Regions from separate parts of the Homo sapiens genome. Here region 2 is linked to region 1. A link is a contact called in ENCODE Hi-C or POLR2A ChIA-PET data. All regions are on one chromosome and are shown on one strand. Each heading gives the region's core, a stretch centred on a gene start or an enhancer-like site at or near the end of the contact. The rest is flanking DNA. Distances are from core to core; before and after follow the strand shown. Region 1 overlaps SUPT6H (SPT6 homolog, histone chaperone and transcription elongation factor). Region 2 has its middle 27 kb from the start of CRYBA1.

Evidence for each region. A loop is a pair of places that touch in the nucleus more often than their neighbours do. ChIA-PET counts read pairs that join two places held with the same protein, here RNA polymerase II (POLR2A).
Region 2: a loop to region 1 is called in a map of heart right ventricle, with 9 times the contacts of the local background. The contact joins two enhancer-like sites. A Hi-C loop is called at or near these places in 1 of 168 maps with a recorded cell type or tissue (heart right ventricle). POLR2A ChIA-PET finds 5 or more read pairs at or near these places in 1 of 52 experiments (activated CD4-positive, alpha-beta T cell).

What each region holds. Positions count from the first base shown.
Region 1 is chr17:28,699,652-28,706,747 of GRCh38, reverse strand. SUPT6H (SPT6 homolog, histone chaperone and transcription elongation factor) reads right to left here. Exons shown (of 37, transcript NM_003170.5): 33 at 6,855-6,967; 34 at 6,498-6,575; 35 at 6,236-6,402; 36 at 5,620-5,807; 37 at 4,069-5,309. The coding sequence ends at 5,123. PROCA1 (protein interacting with cyclin A1) reads left to right here. Exons shown (of 5, transcript NM_001366301.1): 2 at 1-68; 3 at 1,905-2,040; 4 at 2,313-2,441; 5 at 2,536-3,551. The coding sequence ends at 3,190. Among named protein-coding and RNA genes, the nearest start is that of PROCA1, 8.7 kb to the left of the region's middle. Within about 2 kb of position 4,232, at least 2 of the 41 ENCODE cell types and tissues checked have a DNase peak (open chromatin) inside an H3K27ac peak, as active enhancers do.
Region 2 is chr17:29,216,669-29,223,764 of GRCh38, reverse strand. No RefSeq gene overlaps it. Among named protein-coding and RNA genes, the nearest start is that of CRYBA1, 27 kb to the left of the region's middle. RefSeq lists a silencer at 4,065-4,154. Within about 2 kb of position 4,209, at least 2 of the 41 ENCODE cell types and tissues checked have a DNase peak (open chromatin) inside an H3K27ac peak, as active enhancers do.

The DNA.
Region 1 (7,096 bases), core at 2,983-5,482:
CAGCTGGGAGAGAGGACATCTGCTGGCTGGTGTGGCGTCCAGCACTGATGTGTCTACCTTCTCTGAAGGTGGGTCCAGGAGACCTTTGACCCAGGGGATCCTCATCACCCCTCACCTGGGAAAGCTGACACCTGGTGGAAGCTTGGTCCTGAGGCAGGGAGGGAGGGAAGTGTGGTCCTGAAGCTGCCCCATCCTCAACCCATCCCCTACAGATGCCAGAGGGGACCCCTTTCTCAAGGCCGCAATCACCCCATTCGTTTATATAGAACTTTATGGCACATAAGTATCTTTGACATATGTGAATTGAGTCCGCCCAACAACCCTGCAAAATTGGTATGACCACCATCCCATTTTGTGGATGAGGAAATTAAAGGCTCAGAGAAGTAAAGAAATTTGCCCTAAGCCACCCGGCTAGTAAGTGACAGACCCACGACTTGGGCTTAGGCCTGACTACAAGTTCAGGGCACTTTGCCACTATGCTGCCCTTTGGCCCAGCTCAGCTGTGCTGAGGAAGGCCAAGGTGGTGGTGAAGTTTCAGGGTCCTGCCACATACCCATGCCTTCCTCATCTTCCCGGGGGATAAAGGGTACAAGAGGGGAGGAGAGAGACACAGATCACCCATGGGTCAGCAGTGTAGTGAGGACCCAGGACTTCACAGCCTTGTGTGGGGAAGGGAAGGAGGAAGAAATGTGGGTAAGCCTCAGGCCAAGCTGCTGCACTGTGAGGCCACTTGGACTCACACCCACAGCCTGGGCTCATTCCTGGCTGGTGGCCGGTATGAGGTCTCACCCTAGTTCCACTCCTCGTGGGGGCTGGCAAAGGCACAATCCTCGGCCTGTTTGAGGGTAACCCAGCCACAGCACCCCAAGCCAGTGCCTGCTCCCTCCCTCCCCTAGGAGTGCTGGGGAATCCGAGGTAAGGTCCCTTGTCCTTTGTCGTGTGAGTGAGATTCTGGGCTGTGAGAGGCGCAGAGTCGCCTCATGGGCTTACCTTTGAGATAGAGGCCTGAGGGGACAGCCGGGCCTTAGGCAGTGTCAGAGGTGAGGCAGTGGTGGTAGACCGGGGAAACTCCTGTCTTCAGGACTGGCATTGAGCTGAGCAGCAGAGGTGGGGGCCTTTCTCCAGGGCTTTTCCCTAACCCCAAATTCTCACCCCAGCAGCTTCTTCCTGTGCCCTGGGAAAGGGGATGTGGTCTCTGTGCTGCCTAAAAGGGTGCTTAGGCTGGGGGTGGGTCATTCGAAAGCCTGGGGCTCTAGGGACTGGGGAGAGTGTGGGAAGGTGCTGAGTGAAGAGCAGGGAAAGGATCAAGAAGGGGGCATGGGAAGGGAGGGGAGTGAGAAAGGTGTCAGGCAGGAGAAAAAAAGGGGCTTGAAGGAGAAGGGAGGAGGGGGAAGTGGGGAGGGAAGGACGAGTCAGAAGCTAAGGAGCATGATGCAGGCCTTAGCTCCTGGCCAGGCTGTGAGAGATCAGCGTGGGCCAGGGCAGGTGTAGGAACTGAGGATGCTGCGGCTCTGCTGCTCCTGGGGCTGTGGGGTGCCATAGCAGGAGGGCCTTCTCCTACCAGGCGCCTTGTGGAGCAGGGCTGCCACTCATTGTCAGCACCTGGTTGAGGGGCAGGCAGGAGCTGGTGGAGGCCTCCCACTGGAGGGAGAGGACAGAAGTAACAGGGAATCACAGGACTGCAGGGGGCTTGATAAGGGTCTCCTGTGTATCAGACATGGAACCAGACACTTTGCTGGGACATGGGGTTACTCTGCGGCCAAGTTACTACTACTGAAGCAGAAACACTTCTTGGGGTGGACAGCTGGTGGTGGCAGGTGAATTTGGTGAGGTTTTAGCTTGAGCTGTGGGAAGACCCAGAGGTCTGCGGCTGCTACTGATGACCCAGACTCCTGCCCCCTCAGGTGACTGCAAGGAGCCTGACAAGTGCTGCTGGAGACACAAGCAGTGCACTGGGCACATCATCTACCCTTTCGCCTCTGACTGTGTCCGCCACAGCCTGCACCTACACTCTGTCAACCACTGCAACTGTAATTCTAGGTGAGGGCCCGCCCCCTTGGGGGACCCATGGCAGAGCCAGGTCCGAACTTTCATTGTGGTCTCCCCTTCAACCTTTGGTTTGCCTCTTCAGCTTTGAATTGGTGCTGCCAGCCCAGTCCCAGCTCTGCACACCTTGCTCTGCTCTAAGAGAAATGGGGAGGAGGTCTGTTGGCCTGAGGCAGGCCCAGCGGAAGCCCACTGTCCCTCAGGCTTCTGGCTCTGGGTCCCTGGGGGAGTGATGGGAGCCAGGCTGAGAGTCCCATGTGTGGCAGGCTGAAGGACTCTTCAGAGGATAGCAGCAGCTCCCGGGGCGCGGGCCCAACCTGCTCCCATGTCATCGAGTCCCCTTGCTTTGAGCTCACACCGGAGGAGGAGCATGTGGAGCGATTCCGGTATGGCTGGTGAGTGAGCCCCGGTGGGCTGATGGGGAAGGGGCCTCTACAGGGCACTGCCCCCCACTCTCTGTCAAACTTCCCCCGTTGTCCCTTCTCCCAGGTGCAAAAGCTACAGACCTGTCTCTGTGGCAGTGATCCACCATCCACTCTACCATGAGTGTGGGGCAGATGATCTAAATGAAGAAGAGGAAGAGGAGGAGGAGGAAAGCAAGCCCCCCATCCCGACACAGGTGGGGCCCGCCACCGCCTCCCCTGACCTAGGCACCAGCATGGCCACTGGTACCCCTGACTCCACAGCGCCCATCACCATCTGGCGCTCTGAGAGCCCCACAGGGAAGGGTCAGGGCAGCAAGGTGATCAAGAAGGTAAAGAAGAAAAAGGAAAAAGAGAAAGACAAGGAGGAGATGGATGAGAAGGCAAAGCTGAAGAAAAAAGCCAAGAAAGGCCAGTTGACTAAGAAGAAAAGCCCGGTTAAATTGGAGCCTTCCCCGCCAGACGTGAGCCGATCATTAAGCGCAAGACAGCTGGCCAGGATGTCCGAGTCCAGCCCAGAAAGCCGGGAAGAGCTGGAGAGCGAGGACAGTTACAATGGCCGGGGGCAGGGAGAACTGTCCAGCGAGGATATTGTGGAATCATCATCGCCCAGGAAGAGAGAGAACACAGTCCAGGCCAAAAAGACAGGGGCAAAGCCCTCACAAGCCAGGAAGGTAAACAAGAGAAAATCTCCCCCAGGATCAAACCCCAACCTCAGTTGAGGCCAGGGTGGTCAGGGTGCAGAATAAATGCCATCGAGCCTGTGGCTGGCCCTCTGCTGCTGTTCTCTCCCTCCAACCTGGCTGTTTCTTGCGGGGCAAGGGGTGGGCTCAGGGCTGCAGGGGTTTCTCAAAGGCAATCCAGCTTTCACAAAGGAAGCCCATGGGAAGGCAGGTGGGAGGGAAAGGAAGGGGCACAGCCCTATTTCTTCCTACCTGCTAGGACAAGGTGGAAGAGTGTATCTGGGGTGGGAAGGAGGGCTTCCCCTCTCTGCTGCGAGAGACTGGTCTGTGTGAAATCCACTTCTGGGACAGGCAGTACTGTCTGCAGCGATACCCCCAATAAACGGAACTTTTTAACCCACTCTGTGCCACTGTGCCTGGCCTTTCCCTCCTCTAAGTGGCTCTGCAGAAGGTGCTCGTGGTACTACCAGAGACTGACCTTCCCAGCTGGTGGTCTAGCTCCTCCCTTGTAGCCCTTTTGTGCTGAAGGGAGCTGACTTGAGTTCCTGGCAGAGCTGGCCCCTTCCCCCAGATCTTGATGAAGAAAAACAAGGGGAGGGAGTGTGCCACGTCTGGGCAGCAGTGGCCTTTTCTGACTTCTCTGCTGAGCCCCAAGCAAAGGAAAGGGAGCCAGAGGCCCCACTCTCCCAGCATTGACTCACAGAGCTGTGAGACGAAGCCCTTGTGCAGAAACAGGGATGGCAGGAGTTCAGAACAAAAAATGCAGTGGGGCAGGGACAAAGGGCCAGGGCCAGTGTGTTGGAGGGGAGCAGGTGAGCAGGGCCCCATCCTGGGGCAGGAACACCTTACTGCTGAGAGCTTGCAAGAGACCAAGGCCCAGCTGGGAAAAGGGAAGAGATGAACGGCAGAGGCTCAAGTTGAGAAATCCAGATTTACTTGTGGCCTTTCTCCAGGGTGCCAGAGAAGACCAGCAGGCATGGGCGGATGGGGCAGCTGTGCTGTGGGTGAGTGAGTGGGTGTAATAATACCGGGTAACATTTGCGACGTACCAGGCGTTGGGCCAAGGAGCTTGCACACGCTGCCTTGGTCCTCACAGCAGCTGATGAGGCAGGTATCACTATCTCCATGTTACAGGTAAGAAAGCCAGCTGAAAGGCAGCAGGAACTGGCACAGGGTCACCCGGCTGGGAAGTAGAGCAGGGATGTGCCCCAGGCAGTCTGATGTAGAAGCTGCCTCTAGTCTATGAATCTTTGCCTCTGATGGATCAGAAGAGGGAGTCAGGGGAGTCCTTGGAGCTCCAAACACTGCTTTGAAAGCCACCCCTCAAAGAGCTGGAGAGTTGGAGAGAGAGGCTTTGGCAAGAGCTCAATAGAAACACTGTTTATTCAAATGACAGGCAGGAAGCGGTGGCAGCAGCAGGGGGGAAAGGGCAGCCAGGCAGGGGCTGGGCAGTGCTTCCCTGTGTCCCCTGCAATCCTGCTTGGACAGCCACCCGGCTGTTGGCATCAGGGTCAGAAATACTTTCCCTCCTCTCCCTCCTGCCCCAAACTGAATAAATAGCATCCCTCTCCCCACGAGAGCTAGGGGAGACTCATGTGCTGAGTTTGGTGCCCCAGTCACAGCCCAGAGTCCGGTGAGGGCAGAAGTTCAAAATGGCTTGTAGGGAGTAGAATACAAAACTGTTCTACTCATTCTCACCTTCCTCTTCCTCCTCCCTGCCACACTCCCCTCCCAGCCTGGTCCCAGGACAGGTGGTCGGTGAGGGTCTGGAGCGGGAGAATTGTTGCCTAGCATACACTGAGCTCAAGTTCACAAGGCCATCCAGCCTGTCACCCATCCGGGTTGACCACCAAAGAGAACGTCTCACTTCACGCCACTTTATGGACATAAAAGGAGGGGCAGGGAGGGAGGCAGTGGGCAGCCAGGCCTTTCCCAGCCTCAGAGGTAACCAGAGTCCGAGGAGCAGGCCCCCTACCGATCCATCTCGTCCAGGAGTGGGGTGGCATCGCCAGCAATGGACATGGGGGTGCTTTCGATCATGGGGCTGGGGGAGGGCCGAGGTGTCAGCCGCTGCTTCTGTTTCCGCCGTTCTGCCTCCTTTTCCTGCAGCCACTGCTCCGCCATTTTTCCCCAGTCGATGGCTGCATGGCTGTTGGACCTGGGAGGGGAAGAAAAGTTGAGATTGGGACTTTGCTAGAAGGAAGTCTTCCCACCAATCACTGTACCCTTGCAGAAAGGAACCTCATACCTATGGGCAGCAGCCCCTCTACTGGGATAAGGCAGATACAGCAGCAGCTGGCTGCCATACTGCCCTCTTCCGTCTTCACCCAGAAACTAGTGTTCCTGGCATATCATGTGGTCAGGGCCCTCAGAGGATCCAGAGCACCTGCCTCTGCTAAGCCTTTCGGCCTCTTGACAACACCTGCCCCTACCACTGACCTGCACTGTGCCACCATCCAGATACTTACTTTGGCTGCTGCTGCCGTTGCCGGGAGCTGGAAGAGGGCTGGGGCTGGGCCTGGGCCGACTGTGGGGTGGTGCTGGCCTGGAGCTGGTGGTACTGAGGGGTGGTGATGGGCTGGCTTGGGGTCGTGTAGGAGTAGCTAGGGGTCATTAGTGGTGTGGCCACTGGCTGCTGGGCTGGCGTTGGGAATACCTGGAGAGGCATGAACAGTTAAATAGGGATGGGTGTGGGGCTTGTTTGGCCTTGCTGTGAATTCTGGGTAAGCGCAAGGGTGGGCTCAGCAAAGCTTTCCAGATGATCTTCCACTGAGTATGTGCTTCTGACCAGCAGTGGGAAGCCTGCAGGTCAGCACCGAGCACACAGTGGTGCCCACTGGTCCTGACCATGTCAACTTTCTGGTGGCTTGCGGGTTCCAAAGATCCCAAAGGCCCGTGGAAAGGTTATGCCCTCTCTTACCCTCTTCCCCTTCAAATGGGCCTAAGGACAAGAAATATCTGTTGGAGACAGTTACCAAGGCCGTGGCAGCCCCATCTGTGCATGTGAAGCCCCTTGTGGGCAATGCGAGAGGGCAGTCTATGGGCCCCACCCTGCACAGGGAGCTTCCTCCCCAAGCCACATACGTGGTAAGCACTGCTGCCGCCTCCACTGCCGCCATAGCCGTACTGGCTGGAGGCCCACTGGGCTGGGGTGGCATTAGGGTTCTGTCCTTGGCCTGTCACCGCAGCAATGGCACTGAACATCTGTGAAGTCATGTTCTGAGGCAGGGCATTCACAGCCCGTGTCAGATCTGTAAGCACACAGAGGTGGGGAGGGGCATGTTAGAGGTGAAAGTCCCTTTAGCTCCATCCTTCCCACCTCCAGTCCCAGGCTCAAGCTCCTCACCTGCAAGGTTGATGTTGGCTGGGGTAGCATTGATAGAGGCAGGTGTCCGGGTCCTGCTGCTGCTGCTAGGGGTGATGCCTGCAGGAAGTGATTATTTAGTTACATCCCTCCAGAAACCTATTTTTGGTTTCCCAATTCAGGGGGTGGAAGGGGCACTGAAGTAGGTAGAGGGAGGAAGGGAAGCTGCATAGGCACAGTGGATGGAGAACCTTCCTGGTGCTGGGAGGCTGCAGGAGGAGTAAGACAGCTGCAGTGACAGCCTACTCCTCACCTGGTCCCCTAGGCTGGGACTACTCTGAGTCAGGTCCTAGGTGTTCCTCCAGCCACGTCCCTGAAGTCAGGAAGAGCAGAACTCACCTGGTACAGGATCCTGGTAGTGATCCTTAAACCATCTAAACAGTCCATTCACGGTTGGGAAGATCTGGCCCCGGTACCGGAATCCCTCTGGAGTCACCGTTACATATTCTATCCTAGGATTTTAGAAGGAAACATGCATCAGAAACCACTTGGGACCCACCACAAGAGCGACCAGAACAGATGCCCACCATGTGAAGTAGCCATTCTGGGTGCTAGGGGAAAGGAGAGATGACACAGCCAGT
Region 2 (7,096 bases), core at 2,960-5,459, 520 kb before region 1:
TGTTAGTCAGGCTGGTCTCGAACTCCTGACCTCAGGTGATCTACCCACCTCAGCCTCCCAAAGTGCTAGGATTACAGGCGTGAGCCACCACACCCAGCCCAGGTTTTTTTTGTTTGTTTTTTTAACAAAACTTTTATCTAATTTTTTTTTTTCTTTTTGGCCTGGCATGTTGACTCACACCTGTAATCCTCACACTTTGGGAGGCCAAGGCGGGCAGATTACTTGAGGTCAGGGGTTCGAGATCAGCCTGTTCACCAACATGGTGAAACCCCGTATCTACTAAAAACACAAAAATTAGCCGGGTGTGGTGGCAGGCGCCTGTAGTCCCAGCTACTCGGGAGGCTGAGGCAGGAGAAGGCATGAACCCGGGAGGCAGAGGTTGCAGTGAGTCAAGATGGTGCCACTACACTCCAGTCTGGATGACAGCAAGATGCCGTATCAAAAAAAAAAAAAAAAAAAGGGCCAAGTGTGGTGGCTTACGCCTGTAATCCCAGCACTTTGGGAGGCTGAGGCGGGTGGATCACAAGGTCAAGAGATCGAGACCATCCTGGCCAACATGGTGAAACCCCGTTTCTACTAAAAATATAAAAGTTAGCTGGGTGTGGTGGTGGATGCCTGTAATCCCAGCTACTTGGGAGGCTGAGGCAGGAGAATCACTTGAACCTAGGAGGTGGGGGTTGCAGTGAGCTGGGATCACACCACTGCACTCTGGCCTGGTGACAGAGCAAGACTCCGTCTCAAAAAACAAAAAAGTTTTTTTTTTCTTTTTGAAATAGAGATAGGCTCTCACTTTGTTGCCCAGACTGGTCTAAAACTCCTGTCCTCACGCAATCCTGCTACCTCAGCCTTCCAAAATATTGGGATTACAGGTGTGAGCCACTGCACCCAGTCTGAAACACATTTCTTTTAAATTAGCATTTGTGTTTCATGAATTGAAACATTTTTTTCAAACTGTCCTTTTATCTGTGATTTCTGGTGCACACATTTTCTGATTCCTTGCATCTGCCATCTGTTTATGATGGCATTTGTTTCTTCATTCATTTCCTCAGGGAGCAGGGTCTTTCTCATTCTCTAGGTTTTGGACGAACTCCTGTGAGGCTATTTTGTATTTCTCTATGCAAGTATTTTATGCAGTTTCACTGCCTGTGGGTGATTTTTACTAATTTCTTGCCCTGGGTTTCTCAAACAGCAAGTCTGGTGTGTACTCAGGTGCCACCCCTCTGATTGACACAGTGTTGGAGGGGTGATTTTTTCACCCACAGGCTCTAGGCAGACACCTAGCTCTTTGCTCTGGTGCAGTTTTTCTGGAACCTGTTTTTATCTACAAGACAACTCTTTTGTTCTTGACTTTTAGCAGGAAACCTGGTTGCAGCTCATGGGCCTGAGGCCACATCTCCCATCCCCAGAGGGCATTAAATTTCTGATTCTGATACCCTGGGGGACTCTGGGCTTATGATAAGTGAGGCCTGGGTGTGTTCTGTGATTGGTCATGAGGGACTCACGGAGAGTTTTTAGGTAAACTTTTAATTAAAATCTAACTTTTCATTGAAATCTATGAATCCATACTATAGAAAAGTGCACAAATCATAAGCAATCAGTCTGATTAGTTTTTATAAAGTCCAGACACTTTGTATAACTGCCACACAGATCATGATATAGAACATTATTGGCAATCCCCTCCCTGAAACCCCTTTAGCCCCCCTCTAATCACCACTCTGCACCTAAAGGCAATTAGTATTCCAGTTTCTAATGGCATTTCATTTCAACCATTTGGTACTTTATATAAATGAAATCATACGGTATGGACTCTTCAGTGTCTGGCTTCTTTTGTCATTATATTTGTGAAATTTACTCATGTTACTGCATGTAGTGTTCTAGTCTATGAAAATACCACAATTTAAAAATGTAGCTGGAGCCGGGCGTGGTGGCTCACGCCTGTAATCCCAGCACTTTGAGAGGCCGAGGCAGGCGGATCACTTGAATTCAGGAGTTCAAGACCAGCCTGGCCAACATGGTAAAATCCCGTGTCTACTAAAATATAAAAATTAGCTGGGCAGGGTGGTGTGCGCCTGTAATCCCACCTACTCAGAAGGCTGAGTCAGGAGAATTGCATGAACTTGGGAGGTGGAGGTTGCAGTAAGCCGAGACTGCCATTACACTGCAGCCTGAGCGACAAGAGTGAAACTCTGTCTCAAATAAAATAAAATAAAATAAAATAAAATAAAATAAAATAAAATAAAAATAAAATAAAAAATAAACATCTAGGCCGGGCGCCATATCTCATGCCTGTAATCCCGGCACTTTGGGAGGCCAAGGCGGACCGATTACTTGAGGTCAGGAGTTCAAGACCAGCCTGGCCAACATGGTGAAACTCCGTCTCTACTAAAATACAAAAGTTAGCCAGGCGTAGTGGCGGGCACCTGTAATCCCAGCTACTCAGGAGGCTGAGGCAGGACAATTGCTTGAACCCGGGAGGCGGAGGTTGCAGTGAGCCGAGATTTTGCCTTTGTACTCCAGCCTGGGAAACAAGAGCGAAACTTCATCTCAACAAAACAAACAAACAAACACACACAAAAACTTATTGTAGTGTTGATAGACACTTAGATATTTCCCCACTTGGAGGCTGTTATAAATAGTATTGCTATAAACATGCTTGTTTATGTTTTCTGGGTAACATATGTAAACATTTCTTTTGGGAATATACCTAAGAATAAATTGCTGGGCCATAAATATGTTCAGTTTTAGCAGACACTATCAAACAATTTTTCAAAGTTGTACTAGCTTGCAATCCCACCAACAGTGTGGAATAGTTTAGATGTCTATGCATCACATATTAGAGGATTCAAAACTGGAGGAAATCTTGTCTCTCAACTACAGTGGATCAAGAGTTTTTTCTTTTTTTTAGATGGGGTCTTGGTCTGTCACCCAGGCAGGAGTGGCTCACTGCTGCCTCCAACTACAGGGCTCAAGTGATCCTCCTGCGACAGCTTCCTGTATAGCTGGGACTACCGGTTCATGACACCATGTCTGGCTAATTTTTTTTTTATTTGGAGAGACAGGGGTCTCACTATGTTGTCTGGGCTAGTCTCCAACTCCTGGCCTCAAGTGATTCTCCCACCTTGGCTTCCCAAAGTGCTGGGATTACAGGAGTGAGCTACTGTGCCTGGCCTCAAGAATTATTCGTGTTCCTTTTTTTTTTTTTTTTGAGACGGAGTTTTGCTCTTGTTGCACAGGCTGGAGCGCAGTGGCGCGATCTCGGCTCACCGCAATGTCCACCTCCCGGGTTCAAGCGATTCTCCTGCCTCAGCCTCCCGAGTAGCTGGGATTGTAGGCGCGCACCACCACGCCCGGCTAATTTTTGTATTTTTAGTAGAGACAGGGTCTCGCCATGTTGGCCAGGCTGGTCTTGAACTCCCAACCTCAGTTGATCCACCCGCCTCGGCCTCCCAAAGTGCTGGGATTACAGGCGTGAGCCACCGCGCCCGGCCCATTTGTGTTCCTTTTTAAGGTGAATGAATTAAGGCTGGTGTTAGAACCCTGGTATATATAGTGTATACTTTATGGTATATAACTACAAAGTATTATATTTCAAAATACCTACAACTTTTTTGAACGTTTATCTTGTGCCAGGCACTAAGAGACCATTTCATCACACAAACCTTTGAGACAGGTGTTGTTATTATTCACATAGTTCAGGTGAAGCAGCTGCAGCTTAGAAAGATGAAATAACTGCTCCCGGGTCCCAGAGCCTGAAGTAACAGAGCTGGAACAGCCTGACTACAAAGCCTTGGAGCCCTGCAAATATACATGCTCCTGTGTTTCCTTCCCGAGGGTGGACTCAGCCTTTTTCAAAAAACTCTTTTTCAGCCTCCTAAAGACCTAAGATCAGAGCTATATGTTGCCAGATACGAATACTTAGACCAGGTGAAATTTGTCCAATTGCAGCTTGAAACTGATGCCTTTGTATCCACGGATGAAAATAGGTGAGCAGTCACCTTGAAAAATTCTGTCCCCAGAAGTCTTCTTTCTCTCCAATGTGCTGTGTATTACAATGGCTCAGTGCTGGCCCATAGTGGCACCTCAGTAATACTGGCTGAACGAAATTCTAGAAAAGTTCACAAATTTGTGCGGTTGACGGGACCCTGCTGGCTGTAGCGCCTAGCCTCTAATTTCTGACCACCAGGGGGCATACGTCCGTTTCCAGAGTACCCTTATTCCCAGCAGACTCCGGAAAGCGGGGTCCCTTGAGGACAGGGAGTCCCAAGGAAGGGAGGGATTGTGCCAGAAAACTCTGAATTGAGAAAAAAGGTACATTCGAACTGGGTTTTTTCAGAGAGTGGTCCGATAGCCACCAAACCATAATCACCTAGGGTGCATGGCTAAAATGCAAATTCCAGCTTGTTCACTTCAGGCCGAGAGAATCAGACTTTCTGAGGGTAGGGTATAGAAATCATATGTTAAGGCCTCCAGGCAATTCCCCCCCACGCTCATGGCTCTTTATTTGGACTACCTGTATTCAGTATTGTGTTAACTGTGTGACCTCAGGCAAGTCAATTAACCTAAGACTCAATATTGTCATATTAGGGGAACATAAAAACCTAACTCTCAGGTATGTTGTGAGTAATAAACGAATCAATCCATCTAGAGAGCTTAGAATGAAGCCCGGAAGGAAGCATATTAGCTCTTATACCTCTTAAGATATTATTATTATTATTATTATTATTATTATTATTATTATTATTTGGGACGGAGTCTTGCTCTGTCACCCAGGCTGGAGTGCAGTGGCACGATCTCGGCTCACTGCAAGCTCTGCCTCCCGGGTTCACGCCATTCTCCTGCCTCAGCCTCCCGAGTAGCTGGTACTACAGGCACCTGCCACCATGCCCGGCTAATTTTTTGTATTTTTAGTAGAGACGGGGTTTCACCATGTTAGCCAGGATGGTCTCGATCTCCTGACCTCATGATCTGCCCGCTTCGGCCTCCCAAAGTGCTGGGATTACAAGCGTGAGCCACCGCACCTGGCCTAATTTTTAATTTTTTTTGTAGAGATGGGGGTTCTTGTTATGCTGTCCAGGCTGGTCTTGAACCGCTGGGCTCAAATGATCCTCCTGCCTCAGCCTCCCAAAGTGTTGGGATTACAGGTGTAAGCCACCATGCGTGGCCAGCCTGGGCCTCAGTTTCTGCACATGTAAAATGAGGGAGTGGGACTAATTGGTCTGTGAGATCCCTTCCAGTGCTAATGTTTTATAAAAACTTCACAGGGGCCAGGTGCAGTGGCTCACACCTGTAATCCCCAGCACTTGTAGGAGGCAAAGTTGGGAAGATTGCTTGAGCTCAGGAGTTTGAGACCAACCTGGGCAACACAGCAAGATCCTGTCCCTACAAAAAATGTAAAAAATTAGGTGGGCATGGTGGCGGACATCTGTGGTTCCAGCTACGAGGGAGGCTAAGGCGGGAGGATCGCTTGAGCTTGGGAAGTCGAGGTTGCAGTGAGCCATGATTGCACCACTGCACTCCCACCTGGGCAACAGAGCAAGACCCTGTATCAGAAAACAAACAAATGGCTGAGCATGGTGGCTCATGCCTATAATCCCAGCACTTTTGGGAGGCTGAGGTGGGTGGCTCACTTGAGGTCAGGAGTTCGTGACCAGCCTGGCCAACAAGGTGAAACGCTGTCTCCACTAAAAATACAAAAATTAGCTAGGCGTGGTGGTGCATGCCTGTAATCCCAGCTACTTGGGAGGCTGAGGCACGAGAATTGCTCGAACCCGGGAGGTGGAGGTTGCGGTGAGCTGAGATCAAGCCACTGCACTCCAGGCTGGCCAACAAAGCAAGACTCTATCTTAAACAAACATGCCAACAAACAAAAAACCCAAAACTTCACAGGGTTTGAGGATCCTCCTGAACACACACACACACACAGACACACACACACACCACTTCCCTTCATCTATGTTCCTACAGCCCCTGTGTGGTTCATTCACCTCGAATTACATTGCTAACTCTCTTCCCTGCTTTTTTGAGGGTAGGGTCTGTGTGGTCTTCATCCCAGAGCCTGGCATGGTGCCTACCATATGGTTCCCGTGCAGTAAATATCATTTATACTGGAGAAAGTAGAAATGTAAAGTGTGACACAAAGGGGAGGAATGGGGATAATTTTTATTCCTAGTTGGTCTTTTGGGAAATAGTTGTTGGGAGTAGCTGGAGGGGCCTGGAGACCTAAGGAGGGCATTCTGGTGTATTGGGTGGACAGAGACCTTGGTGCAGGGAATGGGGAAAAAGAAGAGCAGTTTGGAGCAGAGGAGCTTACAGTGTGTTTCACCTCCCAGTTTCCTCCTGCAGTTGACCTGCTTTTTGGTGGTTGTTGTCGTTGTTGTTGTTGTTGTTGTTGTTGTTTGAGAGAAGTGGAAATGGGGTCAGGGCCCAGCCCAGTAGCCTGCAGAGGGTAGGCCTGCAAATATTTCAAATATTTAGCCATAGCATCTGAGAGCTAGAAGGAAACACAGAGGTTTGAGGCAGGCTTCTCATTTTTACAACTAAGTAGAAAAGTACAAGCCAGAAGGCAGTGTCCCTTGCCCATCAAGATGACACATCAGGTAGTAGTGGCGAAGGGAATGTGGGTCTGTCAACTTCCAACCCAGGGCCCTGCCCTGCACCCCGCTTCCTCCAACACTTTGTCTGGACAATGAATGACTTGCATGGGAATGTTTCAGAAAGCGTGGTCATGTCTTCACTAGTCTTTTGTTCCATCCAACCGTCTAGCTGCCTCCTGCATGAGTCCACCTGGATGGCCCCCCAGGCATTTGAAATACAGATAGGCAAAACTGAGCTTGTTACCTTCTCCTGAGTCTTCTGCTCCCCCCTTGTTTCTGCTGTCAGCAAAGAGTGCCACCATTTGTTATTGCATCGTCCAGATTAGAAATCTGGGTGCGCTCCTTGACTCCTACTTCTCCCTCGCCCCCCAATCACTCCCAATGCCTGTCAATCCCACCTCCTGCTCTCTCCATTTCATCCCCGTCTCCAGTACTGAGGCTCCAGTTCAGGGTCTCCTCACATCCAGGCAGGCTCCTCATCAGTCTCATTACACTCAGACTCT